2 separate regions of the Homo sapiens genome follow, and region 2 is linked to region 1. A link is a loop called in an ENCODE intact Hi-C map of the cell type or tissue named here. Cell type or tissue: endothelial cell of umbilical vein. All regions are shown on one strand.

What was found. A loop is a pair of places that touch in the nucleus more often than their neighbours do. Peaks named below come from ENCODE experiments on the same cell type or tissue, not always from the same donor. Only the 100,000 strongest peaks of a DNase experiment are listed, where the experiment ranks them.
Region 2: it touches region 1 in a loop (12-fold over the local background); 3 of 110 quality-filtered maps call a loop at or near these places.

The regions. Positions count from the first base shown.
Region 1 is chr1:66,251,312-66,256,311 of GRCh38, reverse strand. The region is part of intron 4 of PDE4B (phosphodiesterase 4B); the gene reads right to left. Among named protein-coding and RNA genes, the nearest start is that of PDE4B-AS1, 200 kb to the right of the region's middle. In endothelial cell of umbilical vein, a CTCF peak has its summit at 2,818; a DNase peak (open chromatin) is centred at 2,791.
Region 2 is chr1:66,749,229-66,754,228 of GRCh38, reverse strand. SGIP1 (SH3GL interacting endocytic adaptor 1) reads right to left here. Exons shown (of 25, transcript NM_032291.4): 25 at 3,090-5,000. It overlaps DYNLT5 (dynein light chain Tctex-type family member 5), which reads right to left and starts at 1,770. Exons shown (of 5, transcript NM_152665.3): 1 at 1,645-1,770. In endothelial cell of umbilical vein, CTCF peaks have their summits at 1,685 and 1,895 (motif pointing right); a DNase peak (open chromatin) is centred at 1,908; H3K4me3 peaks cover 954 bases; H3K27ac peaks cover 1,395 bases.

The sequences.
Region 1 (5,000 bases):
CTAGCACATACCTAGTAAGTAGAAGAACTGAGACTGATTCCAAGTGTAAGAATTTAGACTGTTTGGTTTCAAAAATCTGTGCTTTTAAACACTATGCTTCATTTTTGCTGTTGTTGTCATTATTTTGTTTTGTTTTGAGACAGGGTCTAGCTTTGTCACCCAGGCTGGAGTGTAGTGGAGTGATCTCAGCTCACCGCAACTTCTGCCTCCAGGCTCAAGCAATCCTCCCACCTCAGACTCTGGAGTAGCTGGGACTACAGGCACACAACACCACACGCAGCTATTTTATTTATTTATTTTTGTATTTTTCTGTAGAGGCAGAGTTTTGCCATGTTGCCCAGGCTGCTCTCAAGCCCTGGGCTCAAGCAATCGGCCCACTTTGGCCTCCCAAGTGCTGGAGTTACAGGTGTAAACCACTACACCCAGCCTATGCTTCCTATTTTATGACTTGCTGCATAGTTGACATATCAAATCATACAAAATATCCATGAACTCCAAAACTGAAACAAAGTAGGGGAAACAAAAAATATTTTAAAAACTGTAATAGACATTTTAATACAGAATGAGAATTAAAAACAATGGGTATACTTCATGAAGTCCAAAGGAAACATGACAATTACAGGTTAGAGAAAGTAGGAAAGTCTTGATTGAGTGAGCAGTGTTTCAGAGGAACTTTGAAGGATTTAAAAAGTCAGGGATGGTAGATGCTGCCAATGAAGAGAAATGGCAGGAACAAAGGTACTGAAATGGGAAAATACTGAACACGCTTATTAAGATGTTTGATGGCTATTTGGGTGGAGCAGAGCATATTAGCTATAGACATTTGTAGAGAATAAGGATAGAAGGCCTCCCACGCTCATATTATGGACAGTCCAGACAAAGATTATAGAGTCAGTACTTAACTCCATAGAAAGAAATCACCCAGGCTGGGCGTGGTGGCTTATGCCTGTAATCCCAGCACTTTGGGAGGCCGAGGCAGGCGGATCACCTGAGGTTGGGAGTTTGAGACCAGTCTGATCAACATGGAGGAACCCTGTCTCTACTAAAAAAAAATACAAAATTAGCTGGGTGTGGTGGTACATGCCTGTAATCCTAGCTACTTGGGAGGCTGAGGCAGGAGAATTGCTTGAACCCAGGAGGCAGAGGTTGCAGTGAGCCATGATCGCACTATTGCACTCCAGCCTGGGCAATAAGAGTGACACTTTGTCTCAAAAAGAAAGAAAGAGAAAGAAAGAAAGAGAAAAAAAGAAAAGAAAAAAAGAATGAAAGAAAAGAAAAGAAAAGAGAAAAGAAAAGAAAAAGAGAGAGGAGAGAGAAAGGAGCCAGGGAAGGTTTTTAGTGAGATGGAAAGTGAGATGGGCCAACAGAAAAGTGTTTTAGAAAGTAAAATGCCTTGGATGTGGAGGGATAGATTGGAGTGGGGACAGACCTGGAAAGAATAGTTAGAAATTGCACCCATTCTGATGAGAACCAATAGGTAATGTCAAGAAAGGGACAGAATGAGACAACTTGAAGAGAGCCCAGAGGTTTTGCAGAACTTGACATTTAATTGGATAAGGGGTCATAAAGAAATATAATTTTCAATTTAAAAAATGGATATCTGAGAAAACAGTGAAGCCGTGAGTAGAAATAAGGAAATGAGGAGTTTCCCCTCCTGTTGGGGGAGTTTAAGGTAGTCACTGAGTTTTTAAGGTACACGTTGAACTTAAAGGTACTGATTTGTATCCGGGTGGAGACATCGAGCAGGAAGACTGAGATATGGGAATTCGAGCTATAGATTTAGGGGTTTCCTACAAAAGTAGGGATAGTTAAGGCCATGGCAGGAAGTGGCCCCATGAGGTGGGGGTACATATAAATAGGGAGCCAAAGGAAGAGCCTCAGGGTTCTTGGAGAGATACAAAAAAGAAAAAATAATCAAGACAGGAGCAGTTGTGATAAATGGAGTGTGGTGAACTGTATCAGAAACTGACCCTTTCCAACCTTTTTTCCCAAGATGAACTTTGAGATGGGTGAAGATCTTGTGGTTTGTTCTGATTCTTTTCTTTCCTTCTTTCTTGCTTTCTTGCTTTTCTTCTTTCTTTCTTTTTTTTTAGGCTAGTCAAGTGAAGTGTTCTGATTTCTGATGTGAAGTTCACATTGTTCATAAGACAACAGGATGAATTTGGGACAAGATAACGGATTTAGATTTAAGTGCATCTTCTATGACTCCCGGATTTCCAGAGTCTAGTATCTAATAAAAGCTAATTAATATAAGTAAATCTCATGCATAGGTGGTACCTTGAGCTGATGTACTGTTGAATGAGTTGGAGGAGTTATTAAAACTGTACAATCCAAAGATTAAAGGGAGATAAAGAAACATTAATAGGGCATAATGTCAACATGACTTTATCATTATGGAACTTTTGAAGTTTAGGAGAACAGAACATTCAGAAGCAAAAAATGGATTTTACAGATGCCCAGCATTGGTTCCCTTAAACAATTTGAGCTGCCAAAGCTAATGCTGTATGTTAGAAAATTGCTATTAGAGAATCTATCAGATAATTTATAGAAAGTAACAGAAAAGAAACAAAACAAAACAAAAAACTTCTCTTAGAGTGCAACCAGATTATTTATGGAACTATTATAAATTTTTAAAAATCATAATTTGATAAATCACTAGTTAAGAATCAAATGGCATAGAAATTATAAAACATTTGATTGATTATGAAAACTGATACACTTCTTACTTTCCCAAACCCCTGGAGAAGGCAATGCCTCTCAGGAGCAAGTCCAGATATTCAGAATCATTGCATTGCAAGAGCAACATCTAGTGACAAAGCCAGCACATTACAAATTTGTAGAATAACGAAATGAGCACTCCAGTCTTAGTACTGAGTCATAGAATTGAGTGTATGTAGGTCTGCTCTAAACAATAAAATGATTTTCTAGAAAGCAGAAATACTGCCTTTCACTGCCACACTCTGAATTTTATTAATTCATTCCACCTTTCTCTGTTTTCTCACTACACACAGAAATTAACTTGTAATTTCCTTAATTTTTGTCTGTCATATGGAGAGATATATACTATAGTGGTTAACAGCACAGATTTTGGAGCCAAAGTGAATTGGTTTGTTTCTCAGCTGCATTATTACTAGCTATGCGACATTAGGTAACCTCTCCATGTCTCAACATTTTTACCTGTCAAACAGGGTTCTGTGAAAATTAAATTAATTATTACATATGTACAACTCTTGATAACAGTGCTTAGCACATAAAAGCAGATTAGTTATTGAGTTATAGTTATTATCAATACCAGTAGGTATCTTTATTTTTATATGGATGGTCCTCAACTTAACGATTATTTTACTTATTTTATTTATTTATTTATTTTTTGGAGACAGAGTCTCACTCTATTACCTAGACTGGAGTGCAGTGGCACAATCTTAGCTTATTGCAACCTCCACCTCTCTGGCTCAAGTGATCCTGCTATCTCAGCCTCCTGAGGAGCTGGGACCACAAGCACGCACCACTACTCCTAGCTAAGTTTTTGTATTTTTTGTAGAGACAGGGCTTCGCCACGTTGTCCAGGCTGGTCTCAAACTCAAGCGATCCACCCACCTTAGCCTCCCAAAGTGCTGGGATTACAGGCCACCACGCCCTGCCCAATTTACAATTTTTGAGTTCACAATGGCGCAAAAGCCATATGCATTCAGCAGAAACTATACTTTGAGTACCCATACAACCTTCCTGTTTTTCACTTTCAGTACAGTATTCAATTACATGAGATATCGAACACTTTATTATAAAATAGGCTTTGCTTTGGATGATTTGCCCAACTGTACACTAATGTAAGTGTTCTGAGCACATTTAAGGTAGGTTAGGTTAAGCTGTAATGTTTGGTAGGTTAGGTGTGTTAAATGCATTTTCAACTTAGGATGGGCTTTTTGGGACATTGTAAGTTGAAGGGCATCCATAATTAAAGGGTTGCATGTCTGTATTTCCAGCTGATGAGAGCTTCTTTAATCTTAATTCATGTCTGTCCATTGCAATCAAGAGGACTCATATTTATGTTATATTTACAGTTTACAAAGCACTTTCATGTACATTATTTCATGTAGTAAGAGAATGCTCCTGATCCCAGGAAATAGTGCAACCACCTATCTTCTCGACCAAGCCTGAAACCTCCCTCTTCCTTATCCTTCAATTAAACACTAACTCCTGCTGATCCTGACTTGCAAATATGTACTAACTGCTCACTAGATCATCTGTAATATAAATCCCCATCCTCTTTTACATGAATATCATGGCAGCCTCCTGTTTGGCTCTGTAGGTTTGAGTACTAGCCTTTAAGCTTCCCTACCCTTTAAACCATTTTCTATACTGCAATCAGAGCTATTTTTTTAAAATGTTGCATTATATGTTTATCTGCTTAGTAACTCTCCACTTGCAACATAAAGGCCAATTCCTTAACATAGGCCCTTCATGATGAGGTTCCTGCTCACTTTTCCAGTCTTGTTTTTCACCACTTCCTCATCCTCTCATATCCTCTGGATCAACCACACTGAGCTGTGGTTCTCCAAAATGCTCCCACACTAACTGGAGGATTAGTTAGCACCTGGCCTCTCCTGCACTTCCTCTGCCTGCCTGACTCCTCTAGCTGAGCTGTAACCTCCTCAGAGTAGGCTGCTTTCCTGCCTGGCCAGACCTTTCAAACCAGTGCATAGCTCTCTATGCCTGCCCTTATCTGAAACTGCTAAAATTGCCTATTGACTTCTAATGTTTCCGTACCCTTGAAGACACAGAAACTGTCTTATTTGTTCACAAAGTTCCTAAATTTACATACTTATTAAAAGAGAGAATGAATATGATCCTCCTAACAGCTGGAAAGGTAGGCAGAACAGAAATTAATAGCATTATTTTGTATTTTTCAGCCTCACTTAGAGTCTGTTTACATACTGGATATCCATATAGTTTACCTCCTAGACTTCTTGGGTTCGTCTTGTTCCCATTTATTGGAGAAG
Region 2 (5,000 bases), 500 kb before region 1:
TTGTTCTGTCACCCAGGTTGGAGTGCAGTGGCATGATCATGGCTCACTACTGCCCCAAACACCTGGGCTCAAGCGTTCCTCCCAACTCAGCCACCTGAGTAGCTGGGACTGCAGGTGTATGCCATCAAGCTGGGCTAATTTTTAATTTTTTGTAGAGATAGGGTCTATGTTGCCCAGGCTGGTCTTGAACTCCTGGGATCAAGCAATCCTGCTTCAGCCTCCCAAAGTGCTGGGATTACAGGCATGAGCCACTCTACCTGGCCTATTTTATTATTTTAGAGACAGGATCTAGCTCTTGTTACCCAGGCTGGAGTGCAGTGGCATGATCATAGCTCACCGTAACTTCAAACTCCTGGGCTCAAGCGGTCCACCCACCTCAGCCTCCCTAGTAGCTAGGACTACAGGCCTGCACCACCATGCCTAGCTAATTTTTAAACATTTTTGTAGAGACAAGATCTTTCTGTGTTGCCCAGGCTGGCCTTAATCTCCTGGCCTTAAGTGATCCTCCTGCCTTGGCCTCCCAAAGTGCTGGAATTACAGGCATCAACCACTGTGCCTGACCCACCATGACTTTAAAAAATAAAATTAGGGGTAGGGAGCTAGAAAATAAATAAATAAATAAAAATTAAAATTAACCTTGCTTTCCCAAAGATTTTTTGTTGTTTGTTTTGTTTTCTCGAGCAACATTTACATAGTTTGTAAAGAGCAAATAGGACTTAACTTTTAAATAAATAATTTATTGGAAAACTCCCTCCTTCCTACTAATACTTGTTAAAAAGCTGGTAGTAGCAATGGACTTCCCAGAACTTGGACTATAACTCTAATAATGCCCTCATTGTCTACCTACAAATTTAAGTATTCATTTAAATTATTTCATAATCTATAAATGTGAGAGCCCCGATAAGGAAATACTGTGCTAGACACCAAAGCATAAAAATAGAAGAGAATCCATGCCTTCAAGGAGCTGGCAGTTGAGTAGGTAGGGCACACAAGAACATACCCTAAAACCCAGTGGCATCAATGTCAGAGCAGAGGTGCTGTGTGTGGGTGAGGCAGGCAGCGTGGTGTGTGTGTGCACGTGAGTGTGAGCGTCCTTGAGTGTGTACCTGTGAGTGTGCATCTCTGTGTGTGCAGGTGCCTGTGTGTATAAGTGTGTCTGTGTTCGTGTGTACGAAGGTGAGTGTGTTTATGAGTGTGGAAAGACACACAGCCTGATTAGGTGGGTCATTCAGGTTTTGCTGCAAAGCCACATAGACCCATCTCGGCCTCAGCTGTTTCCAAAGCTGCCCTGCAGGCCGCCCCCTCCCCAAGAAAGGCCAGAGTTGGGACCTGGAGGTCCTCATGGGTGCGGCCAGCCACAGGAAGACCGCCCCGGGTCAGGGGATGACCTTGCTGGCCGGCTCTGCGTTGGCCATCACTCTTGAAGCCCAGCCCCCAGCCATGCAATGGGGCAGGGGACGAACCGTTGGGACCGACTTTCAGTTCCCAAATTTGGGATCATTTTTTCTTATGTGTTGGGGAGAGGAGGAATAAGGTGGCGGAGAGATCGGGGCCAAGTAGGGCCATTTCTCAACAAAGGGCCGATCCCTTGCCCCCTATCCTTCCTTTGGGGTCCAGACGCGCTGCAGAGAGAGGCGACCCTACCTGCAGCAGGGAGGCTTCGCCCGGAGCCTCCCAGACCTCCGGCACTGCAGACACTGCGCGCGGCGCGGCTCCCGCGTCCCAGGCTTCATTCAGCCGGCGGCCGCCCGCGCACTCTCCCTGGACTCTGAGGCCGGTCTCCAGGGTGACCTCAAACAGAGCCCTCGGCCCTCCCCGGCCGGACTTGGCCGCTGAGTGGCCCTCTGAGCTGCCCTAAGGATGTAGAGGATCTCATCTTCACTGCCCACTGGGGGTCACTCTGAGCCGGGCTGCGTCCTGGGTTGGCGGCGAGCTGGAGGGGAACTGGTTCATTGTGTAGCGAGGAAGACATTTGGGACTAAAGACATTTGCACCCCTAGGGCCCCTCATCAAGTTCCTTTTCCCGCAGACATCAGGGGCAGGAGTGGGAAGTGCTGCGGTTTCCTAGCACAGGAAATCCGAAGCGCAAAGACAAAGTAAAGTAGCCCTGCCCTTTTCCCGGCTCCTAACGCTGCTTCGCACGTTCCCCCTCCAAGGCACAGGCGGTGGAATGTGGAGGTAAATGAGCACTTACATTGGCCAGATACCCCAGATACCGACAAACATTGGGATTTAGTCGTCCCAATAACTCTGTCAAGAAAGGAATGTTTTCCCTTTAAAGGATTTGGAAAATTGAGATTCTAAAATGTTAAATAATATGCCCAAGGCCCCTGAAACTCATGGTCTTAACTCCAATGTGTTACAAACCGGGCTGGGTTCCTTCGCTTTCCTTAACAAGACTCTTCTGAGCCTGTTAATGTCTAAGAAGCTTTGAAATGAGGCTGTTTGGGGTTGAGGACCTACCTGCTGGTATGAATGGGCTTTTCCTCTTCTTCAGCGACTATCCCCAGCCTAAGCCTGGTTTGGGCCTCCCCAAACCAAAAGCAAACAAAATAAACACTATAGGGACCCTCCTGTAGTGGGCAATCATTGGAAGCAGAAACAAGATGCCTCCAAGCATCTAGCCAAGGGCATGGCTCTTGATGAGTGTCCTGCTGGAATTAGCATTAGCTGACAGTAATACATTGGGATTCCGGTGGAGCACAGTGTTAGGATAGTGTTGGAAGAAGAGAAATAGATATTTTTGCCCATCCCAATCTCTACTCACAGAAAGATAAGAACAGGAAAGGATTGTTGATTGAATATCTACTATGGACTAGATAGGAACTGCTAGGTGATGAATAAACATTATCTCATTGAATTTGTTCAGTGACTATGACATAGGGGACATTACTCTATTTTTTTTTAAGATAAGGAAATGTAGAATCGTTGAGTAACATGCTCAAGTCGATATTTAAATCACAGAGCTGAAATTTGTCTAACTCTTAACCCTTGACCTTTGACAGACCTTTGGCCCACCATCCCTACCCTAAACATGGAATGAAGTTTTCCAGAAATGCGGGTAAAATTTTAAGAGGCTGACAGCAAAAGATATTCACAATTCAATTTATTTTCATATTTTTCATTTATTTTCCAGAAAAAGAAATCACATTTCAGTAACAACTTACATATAGAATTAAACTTTGTTCTGGAATGGGAGCCCTAGTTGCAGTAACGTGTCATAATAAATAATTGCATATTCAGGATTTTGTGAAATAGGTGATTGGGAAAATTATGAACAAAAAACATTTACAAAAATTATTATTTACAAAGAGTGATATCCATACTATTTCTAACTTATAAGGCAAGTAATGTTAAGATGGTCTCATGATTATCTTCAACAAGTCAATTACACACTTTCCTGTCACCATTGCCCAGCAGAGAGCTTTGCTGCAATTCTGTGAAGGAGCAAGTAAGTCTTCGCTTCCGTTGTTGGTTTTCTCTTGAGCACAGCATAGAAGCAGTAAAGCTTTCATTACAGACTAAGCAGTAATGGCTGTCAGAAAAAAGTATACTCTTTTGAAATAGACGTGTAGGAAAAAGGCTGGGAATCAACATTTTGACTAAATTTTGAAAGTATCTTGAGTATTTTAATTCACAGTTTTGTAAGTATTTTATGCCCAAGGTATTTTTGTGAAATTATGTACTTAGTACAAGATTAAAAAGAAATTTAGTGTATTTTTGCTACATAGATCAAAGAGAGCTCTAAATAAAGGCTACCACCAAATCAAATTACACACAGCATTTTCCTTAATTGACAGGATTTCATTACCTATAGAAACACAGCAAAATCTTTCTGAGATTCCTAGATTCTTGCATTGTTCAAGTTTAAAAAAAATCAATGCCTTACATGGCCACTTAGTAAGAATGAAAATTAATATCCGAGTATTTAATTCATATGATCTTTTACTATACAAGTGAAAAACAAACAAAAACTCTTTTTAATCGAAAACAATAGTGTTCAAACAGCTTAAAAAGCCAGCTGTATACATTACTGCTTGGCCTGTGGTGAAGCTCTGTTCATAGATAAGATTAATATATCATCATATCAACACTTGGCTTTTTCAAGAAAAATTATTCAGCAGCAATTTTCCAATTCCCCTTAGACAGAGAGGAAAGAGACACACACACACACACACACACACACACACACCCCCACACACACACAGAGAAAGAGAGAGAGAGAGAGAGAGAATATGAATTAGATAGGAGCCAATCTCTTTCATGTATGTCCATTTAACAAAGCAAGAACTAAATTCTGACCTGAAAAATCAACACAGCTATATGAATTATCATTCTAGCAACTTGAAAAGGGAAAAAAATCTGACTTTGGATCTTGGGACAGTGGTTCTTGTGATAGTTACTTGTTGTATGATTTAAAATACCTTAGAGTGATGGTGAATGAATAACATCAAGCATTTACTTTGCGAGAAAAAAAATTCATAAAAGTAATGTAAAACTGAATGAGCGAGATGGAATTAACATTTGTATGATATACTCATTCAATGGAACGTTTAAAAATTATAAATGGCTTATGATCTATCAGGCTGATTCACAAACTCTGGATGGATTAAAAACTGAACTATCTTTAGAGAAATGTAAAGTGATTCAGTTTGATTCTTTTCTATATGATAACAGACAATTTAACCAGGAAGTTTTTAAAGAAACTTCGTTAATTTGGTATAAAAGTAACTGATTGGCAAAGTAAAGCAAAGCAAAAAAAGAAAAAAAAACAGCAAAAAAAAAACCCTATGAAATGCTCATTAAAAGAGTATAGAATCTCACAAAATCTGTGCTAAACAGTGCACTGCTCTTAGCTTTCCCCAAAGTGTTTTTAATATAATTTCTGACAAGCTGATGTAAAAATACTGTCAACATTGATCTATCATGATTCAGTTTCCTAAAGCTGTTTAGTAAAACGTTACTGGAGATTATTCACTGGCATTAATTCCACACGGCAA